Regions from separate parts of the Homo sapiens genome. Here regions 1 and 3 are each linked to region 2. The links are chromatin contacts, found by Hi-C or POLR2A ChIA-PET in ENCODE. All regions are on one chromosome and are shown on one strand. The core of a region is the stretch at or near the end of the contact, and the rest is flanking DNA. Distances in the headings are between cores, read along the strand shown. Region 1 has its middle 19 kb from the start of PCGF5. Region 2 holds the start of STAMBPL1 (STAM binding protein like 1). Region 3 overlaps LOC124902479 (a long non-coding RNA gene).

What was found. A loop is a pair of places that touch in the nucleus more often than their neighbours do. ChIA-PET counts read pairs that join two places held with the same protein, here RNA polymerase II (POLR2A). Pooled maps may share reads with other maps.
Region 1: a loop to region 2 is called in a map with no recorded cell type, with 2.8 times the contacts of the local background. The contact joins the enhancer-like site here to the promoter of STAMBPL1 in region 2. A Hi-C loop is called at or near these places in 1 of 37 single-sample maps with no recorded cell type and 6 of 50 pooled maps. POLR2A ChIA-PET finds 5 or more read pairs at or near these places in 1 of 52 experiments (T-cell).
Region 3: a map with no recorded cell type shows a loop between it and region 2 (8-fold over the local background). The contact joins the enhancer-like site here to the promoter of STAMBPL1 in region 2. A Hi-C loop is called at or near these places in 2 of 37 single-sample maps with no recorded cell type and 2 of 50 pooled maps.

What each region holds. Positions count from the first base shown.
Region 1 is chr10:91,200,017-91,203,534 of GRCh38, forward strand. It overlaps a transcript of PCGF5 not described here. Among named protein-coding and RNA genes, the nearest start is that of PCGF5, 19 kb to the right of the region's middle. Within about 2 kb of position 1,540, at least 5 of the 41 ENCODE cell types and tissues checked have a DNase peak (open chromatin) inside an H3K27ac peak, as active enhancers do.
Region 2 is chr10:88,878,504-88,881,881 of GRCh38, forward strand. It overlaps STAMBPL1 (STAM binding protein like 1), which reads left to right and starts at 1,742. Exons shown (of 11, transcript NM_020799.4): 1 at 1,742-2,135. LOC124902551 reads right to left here and starts at 2,161. Exons shown (of 1, transcript XM_047426134.1): 1 at 1,231-2,161. The coding sequence starts at 1,919. The coding sequence ends at 1,392. RefSeq lists a silencer at 1,631-1,760 and an enhancer at 2,341-2,450.
Region 3 is chr10:91,004,523-91,007,957 of GRCh38, forward strand. All of the region lies in intron 1 of LOC124902479 (a long non-coding RNA gene), which reads right to left. Among named protein-coding and RNA genes, the nearest start is that of LINC00502, 40 kb to the right of the region's middle. Within about 2 kb of position 1,934, at least 8 of the 41 ENCODE cell types and tissues checked have a DNase peak (open chromatin) inside an H3K27ac peak, as active enhancers do.

The DNA.
Region 1 (3,518 bases), core at 290-2,789, 2.3 Mb after region 2:
CACGCTTCAGGCTATCCTACCCAAAGGACAGGGAAATTGGGTTACTTGCCCATCAACTATCCATCCTCCTTGACTGAGGGCTGTTTCCTGGAGATGCTAACTTCCCTGCATTTTTGCCTCACTGTGGGAGAGGGCCCAGCCTGCTCCCAGAGCCAGAATAAAAGCCACAGGTGTTCAAGAAGGCTGCCTTCAGCATGTAGAGATGAGCGTGGAGGAGATAAGAGGGAGGAGGAGACAGTGACAGTGTCTGCTATAGGGGATTGCCTGAAACTGAACCAGAACTCTGGTATCCTGACTACTGACCAGGGTTCTTTATGCTGATTATTAATATCTTCCTACTCGGTGCCCAAAATTGTTCAACTAATCTAGTTAAGAGAGAGTGAGGGTATAGAAAGAACAGGGGATGTAGCCCCTTTCTGGGAAGTGCGCATATATGTTTGAAAGAAGAAGAGAAGATTTTATAAGCATTAATATCAACAGGTATGGATGAGATTGCATTGAAAGCTGTGCATTGCATTTGTCATTGTTGAGGTGCTGCTATAAGGGACTGTGCCAGAAGGGAAGGTGCTGTTTGTTTTGTTTTGTTTTTAAGATATTGAGTCTTGAACACAGTCTCAGTGGGAGATTTGAACATAATTGGCAGAGGCTGAGAGGCAGGATTGTGTACTGGTGAAGAGTTGGGGGCCTTTCTAGTGGGCAATCTAGTTTATCCTATATTCATCACTTTGTGGTCATTGGACAGTGGGCAAATTAAGCTTTGGTTTCTTCCTGTATACGGTGGGGCCAATTATAGAACCCAATTCATAAGGGTGTTGAGAGCATTCAATGAAGTAATTGATGTAAAAATATTAACCTAGAGCTTGCTGTGTAGGAGGTTGATAACATTAGCTGTGTTCGTGATTACTGTTGACAGAGGGAAGTGGAAAGGGGGAGGGTCAGGTGGGAGAATGGTCAGAGCTTGGGCAAGCACAAGATTCAAGAGGCAAATGGAAAAATAGTGTGAAGTGGAACTCCTGAGACACCAGGGAGGTGATGGGGAAAGTTTTATAAAAGTGAGAAGAGCTGCCCACTTAGACCACATTTTCATGGGAGCTGTCTTAGTTTGTTTTCTGTTGCTACAGCTGAATACCTGAGACTGGGCAATTTATAAAGGAAAGAAATGTATTGCTTACGTATCTGGAGGCTGGGACATCCAAGGGTGAGGTATCTGGTGAGGGCCTTCTTGCCGGTGGAGACCCTCTGCAACCTTCTGAGCTGGGCATCACATGGTGAGGGGCTGAGTGTGTCAGCTCAGGTCTCTCTTCATGTAAAGCCACTAGTCCTATCATGGTCCCCCCAGTGACATTACTAATCTTAATTACCTCCCAAAGCCCCACCTCTAAATGCCATCAACGTATGAATTTGAAGATTAAGTTATCAGCACATGAAATTTGGGGAACTCATTCAAATCATAAACAGGAGCTTAGGTCCCATCAAAGTGAAAGCTTACCAGGAAGCCCAATGTGTAAAAAAAATACGTAAACAGAGTTATGTGTTTGAAGGTGGAGTGGAGAACTATCTTCTCCCCTCCTCCCTCCACCCACAGCCCCTGAGGGAATTCTGAGAAACCCCAAGGCAGCAAGAACAAAAACAATGTCTGCAGAAAGATTTTTTAACACTACTGTAACACCTCATTTGTTCTGTATTGAGTTCATTTTCCAGAAAACCTTTTTTTTTTTTTTTTAAGAAACCCATCTTGGATGAAATTTTGTTTAAGTGTGTTACTTTTTTGCCTTCTTAACAAGGCTGAATGAAAACCTTTTAATCTGTTCTTGATGACTTTTGATCATAGTGATGAACATTTAGTTAAGGTTCTGTGCTTTAATGTGGTGATTTCCAACCTCAGAGTTTCTGAAGTGTTAGGACTGTTTACTGGCACTATGCTTTTGAAATTGTTAGAAGAAGCAGGGTGGCATCAAGGGAGGGTCCTGGACTTGGGAGCTACACTGTCCAGGATTATATCCAAGCCTTGCATTTTATTAGCATTGTGACCAGGTGTAACCACTGTTTGCCTCAATTTCTTCTTTCCCAAATTGAGAAGAATAATTGTACTCACCCCCTAGGATTATTGTGAGAAATAAATAAGTTTTTATATGTTCACTGCTTAGAACCATGCCTTCGTATAAAATGTGCTGTATAAGTGCTATGATGATGATGGTCGATGTATCTGTTTTTATGGTTCTTCTGTCTTTTTTGATGTAGTATGGTGGTTAAGCCTATAGACTCTGAAGCAAAATAACCTGGATTTGAATCCACCACCGTTGTGATCTGATTGTTTTAAGCTGATTAATTTTTGTGAACCTAATGATTTCAGTAAAACCCACCATTGTGACCTTGAGAGAGTTAATTTAATTCCCTGTGATTCAGTTTATTCTTCTGAAAAATGAGGCAAATAATACAAAGTAGTTAACAGGATTGTTGTGAGGATTAAATAGGATAAATTTGTAAGCTCTTAGCACAGTATTTGGCACATAGTGAGTAGTCATTGCATAGTAGTCATCGTTACTGTTAATTATTAAGAGTCTAAATGAGGGATACTGTAATATAATATACAGCCAGAAGTTGTTACTATATTTGACTCCTTAGAAGCCTTGAAAACTTCCTTCTTGTACTTAATTGGTTTCAGTAAATAGAGGTTATTAACTAATTATTGATCTTAAATAGTAAGTTATTTTCAATGTGCTTCTTAATGTTGGGGCAAGGGGTAGTTAGGCGAAAAGATTGGCCATTTATGCTATATAATATGCTTACTATCAAACTGTGACTCAACTTTTAGATGTATTTATGTTGAAGGAGTTAGATCATTCTTTGCTTAAAAGGTTGACATGATTAATGTTCAGATGAGGGGATATTTTCAAAGGAAGAAAAACAGTAAAGAAATGTGTTTGTGAAAATGACTAAAAACAATACAGGGTAAGCAGCAAATTTTCTGATGCAGAATACAGGCCAAACATGATTTAAAAAAGCAAGAAAGCAAACAAACAAAAATGGTGACTTTGCAGCCTTGATGGAGGTAGGGGCAGGGGAAGTGTTCAGCCACAATCTACCAGCAAACCCCTTGGTACTAAGCATTTTAAGGGCTAATTTAGGTCTCTAGAGCATGCCACTATCAAGACTAACCCATTCAGCAGGGCTTTGTATAGCCAAGGTTTTGTTGCATATTAAAATGTTTAGGAAAATTATCCAACATTTGGGAATAAGGCACAGGATGATTGCATGTCTTTTTAGCGTTTTCTTGGAGCACTTAAGACACCAGCCAAGGATCATGTAATTCTCTAGGAAAGTGTTCCTTTGTTTAACTTACTTTTTATTAGGATCCAGATTCTATGAAGTTAGATGTTAATTTGTAGATTGATCCCCTGCAAATGACTTCTGTCTGATAAAGAAGATAACCCCAAAGGTTATAGTTTTATTGCCCTATAGGATAGTAACTAGTTTTATTTCTAAATTAGCAATCTTATTTCAGTATTCTGTATTTC
Region 2 (3,378 bases), core at 492-2,991:
ATAGCTCACTTAGGACACCACTGACATTGCCGCAGTGTTACCTCTGGCACTACTGTCCCTGAACACAAAACCCACTTCACAGATAATGGAGACATTTCTAAAATGTTTCTTCTTGAAACACATAATCCAGATTCAAATAACTGTACAGGAGTCTCTGAGGCTGATGTTGGGTCACAAAATGGTACTCTAGCCGCTGGGGAGCAGGGGACGATGGGTATTGGGCCATTTTGGCTTTTATGAGAATTTGGATGCTAGATAGCAAGACCATGATCAATGACCACTCTAAATACGTACGTGGAATTTTTTGTTTCATAATGCTTTTTAGGAATCTGGCTAACCTTCTTAATTACCACTGAATTTTAAATTGTCCAGTAGGTCATGAGATTATCTGGTTCAATACTGCAAACTCAAATGCCTACCATATTCTCAAATGTCAGTGAGGTGGGGGTGTATGGGAGTGGTGGGGACTGTGGAAAACTGAAGAGTGTCTTCACAGTCTAAAGGCGACACCTGCTATTCAGCTTCAGCTGATGGTTGCTAGAACTCGCCATGGACCAAATGTCTGATGTTACGATTTTACAGAAAATGTGAAAAGTCTGAATTTCTGTGAAATTTCCTAACTTCAACATTTGGAACCAACTTAAAACTAAGCAAAACAACACTGTTGCTTCTTAAAAATCAAGGCTGCAGGCTGCCTCCAACAATCAAACTCTTCATTTAAAAAAAAAAAAAGAATCCAGGGAGATGAGGCTTAAGAAGGTGAAATGCTTGAGACCAAATAACTCAGTTGGTGGCTGAGCCAGGGCTAGAATTTTGGTTTCCAGAGGAAAGGCTAACTAAGAAAAGCCAGTGTTTCCCCACCCCACTCTGCAGCCATTTCTCTCACTTGGAAGTAAGCTCCCAACCAAGCTCAAGAAAAGCGACTCTATTTCATCCAGCAGCAGCAGTCTCCATAAAATGTTTATCAGTTAATAGAACCTGTGAAGCCAATAGAAACAGCTTTCAGTGTTGGATCAGAGTTTAAATTTCAGCTTCTACTGCTTTCTAGGTGAGTAACCTGGGATAAATTATTTTACTTCTCTGTCTCTCGTTCATGGAAAAAACAAAAACAAAAACAAAAAATGAGTCCCTTTTATATACAGGGTTGTGGCAGATGGACTAAGATTTTGTGTACCGACTGCCTGACACAGTGCCAGAACTGTAGTAAGAACACCACACGTGATAGTAACATAACATCCAGGAGATATTCTAATACTTCTTATTTTCCAAGTACACACAAATTGGGGGTAGGGGGAAGGGCTAAGATGCTTAATAGTGGGCGTAGCCAGTTGTGGATAAATATCAAAAAGGGAATCCTAACATGAAGTATAAGTGGGATTTTCACCAAAACCCTATCCTTCCCCAGACTCCAGTGACAGTTTAACGGTCAGCTGCATCAAGGCTTGTGTACTGTGCAGTCTTAAAAGGCACCACTCCTGTCCATCTCGGTGAAATTGATGGTGGAGCAAAAGGGAGTTTAGGTGGTTCCGGTCTGGGGAGAAGACGTGCAGGGTTTCAGATGCGAAAGTCGCACCCAACCGCTTCACTCGGGCTCTAGGCCATCCGCAGGGGCCCTGCTTCCTTCCACCTGCGAGCTTTTTCTGCAGAATGCGGGAAGCCGCCGCCGCCGCCACAGAGGAGGGGGCGGAGGCAGAGGCGGAGGCGGCACCCAGGGGCCGGGGCAGGGGAGGCCGGGACCATCGCAGTGACAATTTATTTTCCTGCAGCAGCGGCAGCAGGGACGGTTGCTGCAGGTTCGGGGTCGGCCGGCCTGCGCGTGGGCTTGCGAGGACGCTGTTCGTCCCCTGCGCTGGGGTGTCCGACAGCGAGGAGGAGAACGACGCACGGAGCCCGCGCGACTGGAACCAGCAAAGCTCCATCTGTCGGCAGAGGAGAAGGGGGAGGAGGCACGGCCGAGGCAAACGAGCGGACGCCTCGTCGCCGGGTGCCGGTATCACCCCGCTGCAACGCCTTCCAGCAAAAGCCACCGCGGCCCGGGTTGCAGCAGCCGGACGGATGCCAAGGCCACACGGCAGCCACGGGGGCAGCCGTCGCAGTCGCCGTCCCACACGGGCTGCGGACACCAAGGGTTGCTAGTGAGTAGCGGCGCGCGCGCGTGAGTGAGAGCGCGCACCGGACGGGGAAGTGCGCACGGCGGGTGCGTCTGCCTCGTGGCCTGGCGCGCGCCGGCCCTTCCGCTGGCAGCGTCCGGTCCCGGGCTGGCTCTAGGGGAGGAAAAAATGCACTTTGGCGGCTGATCGCTTCCTTCCTGCCAGTCATGCAATCGGCCGCCTCCATCGGCGCCGCCTGTATGCGCCCCTCCGCTGGGCCCTCTGGGTTAGTTTCACCTTGATAGGGAGGCAGGAAGACCTGGCTGCTGGTGGCAGGGCGGGACTCTGGCCGTGACCTATACGTGGGTGCGCCTGTTTTTTTGGTTCAGCCCTGGGTTGCAGCCTTGGAGATGATGTCGACCTTGGGAGAGACCACTGCACTGTCTCTAGCGGCGCGGTGTGGAGGAGGGAGGGGCGAGGGTTAGAAAAACGGACCTTTACCCCGGCCGAGCAGGTGCCATGCCTTTCCAGATGATGTTACTTTTATGCCCTTTATGAGCGACTAAGACATTGCCCCTCACCTGAATAACTTAAAGCTTTCGCTGAAAGCCCCCAGTGAGATGCACAAAGAAATGGAATGTCTCCAAAACATATTTTTTTCAGAACTTTCTCTAAAACAACCCACGCTGCTGATACCCCCAGAGCCTAAGGTGCCATAATTGCTGAAGTTTAAAAGAAAATTTATGTAAGGAATAAGTAATTCAGGAAACGGAACCCAATCTAGAGGTTTGAAAAAAAAAATCAAGTGCCTGGGAAGTGGGGTGGGGTGGCTTGCTTCCTGGAAATCAGTGTTCGGTAGTAAGTAAAAAAGACAGCTTTCAAAGTAAGCCCCAGTGAGCACACTGCTTTCCAAACATCTTGCTCATTACTGACAATAACATGAAGTCCTGGATTTTAAGCTATTTCCGAAGACATAATAGATATCACTAGGATGCTTGTTTATGGTCTCATGATTTAAGGCCCTGTCAAGGTCAATAACGTAGATTTGTTCCAGCAGATAAATTATACCTGAATGTTTGATTGTTCGTGTCAATTTTTTTGAGGGTAGGTTTTGACGGTTGTTTTACACAGAAATTAAGCCACCGTGTTTTGTTTTTATCCCGACCTTGTTTCCATTGGAAATTTTGTGTTTTCAGGATGGATGCTACATTGCACTTCAAAAATATACTCTGCCACTGGATTGTAGTGGGCATTGTGTAGCTACACTATACATATCTTTATTTTTAAT
Region 3 (3,435 bases), core at 684-3,183, 2.1 Mb after region 2:
TCTTTCAGCCATGGCTGGAGCAGCTAGGACACAGAGCACCAAGACCCTTGACTGCACACAGCAGAAGGGCCCTGGGCCCAGCCCACAAAACCATTTTTTCTGATTAGGCCTCCAGGCCTGTGATGGGAGGGGCTGCCATGAAGTTCTCTGACATGCCCTGGATACATTTTCCCCTGTCTTAGCGAATAGCATTTGGCTCCTTGTTACTTCTGCAAATTTCTGTAGCTAGCTTGAATTTCTCCCTAGAAAATGGTTTTTTCTTTTCTACTGCATCATCAGGCTGCAAAATTTTCGAACTTTTATGCCCTGCCACCTCTTGAATGCTTTGTTGCTTAGAAATTTCTTCCACCAGATACCCCACGTTATCTCTCTGAAGTTCAAAGTTCCACAGATCTCTAGGGCAGGGGCAAAATGCCACCAGTCTCTTTGCATAGCAAGAACGACCTTTACTCCAGTTCCCAACAAGCTCCTCATCTCCATCTGAGACCACCTCAGCCCAGACTTTATTGTCCCTATCACTGTCAGCATTTTGGTCAAAGCCATTCAACAAGTCCCTAGGAAGTTCCAAACTTTCCCACATCTTCCTATCTTCTGAGCCCTCCAAGTCTCTAGGAAATTCCAAACATTCCCACATTTTTCTACCTTCTTCTGAGCCCCAACTGTTCCAACCTCTGCCCATTACCCAGTTCCAAAGTTGCTTCCACATTTTTGGGTATCTTTACAGCAGCTCCCCACTTTCTGCAGCACCAATTTATTGTATTAGTCTGTTCTCACACTGCTAATAAAATACCCAAGACTGGGTAATTTATAAAGAAAAGGAGGTTTAATGGACTCACAGTCCCACATGGCTGGGGAGGCCTCACAATCATGGCAGAAGTTGAATGAGGAGCAAAGTCACGTCTGACATGGCAGCAGGCAAGAGAGCATGTGCAGGGGAACTCCCCTTTGTAAAACCATCAGATCTTATGAGACTTATTCACTATCATGAGAACAGCACGAGAAAACTCACCCCCATGATTCAATTACCTCCCACCTAGTTCCTCTCACAACATGTGGGGATTATGGGAGCTATAATTCAAGATAGAGATTTGCATGGGGACACAGCCGAACCATATCACCACCAGACAATTAACAAAACTTCTTCAAAGGCTTATGGATAATGGAAGGAAAGCTCAGCCTCAAAGGTAATTTCAACTTTTGGCAAAGCAGCTACCTGAAACACACCTACCAGAGCCATTCTCAGTAGCAGGTCCAGCTCCACATGAGAGTCCAGCACATGTCTGCCACCAGAAAGTTTGGGCCCAGCTGTCAAATGGCTTTGAGAGAGAAAAGACTTCTCTGTCCCTCTAGTTTCAGGCTGGCTTCCCAGAGAGGTAGAAACTACTACTGCTGCCTGGCATTCATTCCCCCGCTTTCTTAGTAAAAAGCACCCTGATTTACTTAGGAGGGTAAAGTGCCCAGATAACAGGCTTCATTTCTCAATTCCTCAGCCAGCTGTGGAAGTGTTTGGGGGAATGTCAGAAAAGCTATTTAAAGGGAGAATCAGTGAGGAGGTCTCACTCCAATACACATACACTCACACATGCTATTAATTTTTCCTCTTTCATCTTTCTTCCTTCTAGGCTTCAATGTGGATATGATGGCTGGAGCTCCAGCAGCCATCCTGTGACCCTGAGAACAAGCCATTCATTGAGGCTAATGAAGCAGGAAGAAGGAATCCTGAGTCCTTGGGAAACAAGGATCTACCTGAATAGCTCCGAATGCCTACTTCTAGATGTCCTTTTAGAAAGAGAAGCACACCCTTGTGTATTTCAGCCACTGCTATTTAAGGTTTAACCTAATCATGATATAATTGGTTTTTCTTGGAATGATTCAGTGGTAATTTTTTCTTCCATAAGAAGCAATCCCAACCCCTACCACTAGGGGGTGGCCTTGCCCTGTAGGCCTCAACATGACAATTACATCACTGCATATCAGAGTCCAACATCAGTGCATTCTGTGTAATTCAGTCTCAAATAACAACGTGCATGTGACAGCAGTGGTCCAGTCTGAGCTAAGCTGTGCCAAACTCCATCCAGTTCCTTTAGCATGAGATTTGGATCTCATGCTTTTCTTCTCTTTTCTATATCCAATTCTTCAGCTTGGACCCAAAAAAGCAAGCCCCAGGACCAAAAAAGTATGCAGAGAAGCAGCTCTGACTCTAGCAAACACACAGTTTGTATTTCCAAACAGAACAATGAGCTTCTAGTCTGAACAACATCCCATTTGATGGTAACTTGATACTTTCCTCTTTTTGTTTTTCCAGCAAGAAGCAATGGGTAGGTACTTGCTTTACATTTGTGAAAAGATACCTGGCTGGTGGGTCTGATAAAGAGAGACTCTACCCTGGCAGGATTATTGATATCTCTACCTCCTACAAGATGGAAAATCACTTGCAGCATTTAAGTGACTGTTTTTCCAGTTTATGCTGATCAAAGTTTCAAAAATCTCTAGGCAGAGTTTTAGTCACTAATAATCTGAAGTGAAGGGAATAATTTATCTAATTATTGCTCAGGCTAAAAGCAAGCTGCTGTCTCAAAATGAAAGTACAGTGCTAGTTCTATAAATACCCACTCACAACTAACCAACAAAGGAGTTTGTGGTGTGAGAAGTGGAACTTTTGATAGTTTCAGATTGCATTGCTTTGGTGTCATCTGTGCTCTCCTTGTCTACCTCCATTTACATCGTGATGCTGTATAGTTAAGACTTGGGCAGAGGGAGGAAAGGGGTTCATGGGGAGCTAGTAATCCTGCATTTTTCCTCAATTTTCTTACTAGACTGCCATATTAGATAAGAACAAAAAATGTGCCTATTGAATAGTCTAACCAAAGAACTTAAGAAAGAATCACTTTTTTTCCTCCATTTCGGTAAAGACCGTGCCGAAAGTTTTCATATGTAATAAAACCAGTGATCACCAGTTAATCTCAACCTAAGAGAAAGAACCAAAATGAACCACTCACAAGAATAGAAACAGGCATCCCTTGGGAGTAGGGTTTAACAAATGAAAATACAGGACACTCTGTAATTTGATTTTTCTGCAATATTTGGGACGCGCTTATATGAAAAAATTATTTGATATTTATTCAAAATTCAAATTTAATGGTATGTCCAGGATTTTATCTGGCAACCCTACTTGGGGGTAAAGAATCTGTTCCTTCCTTGTGGGGGATGGGAAGAACAGTACAAAATGAGCAGATTCTGAAATATATCAAGGAAACTGTCACTGGAAAAGTCACTGATTAAAAACAAAACACCCACAAACCACTAGGCCCTGTGCACAGGTTCCTCCAAGAAGCTAAGTCTTCTTGTTTTTTATCTTTTGTATCTTCACAGAGTCTAGATGCCCTCCTGCTCTGGGTATATTGAGAGCTCAGTGAGGAGTGCTGACCAACTGGA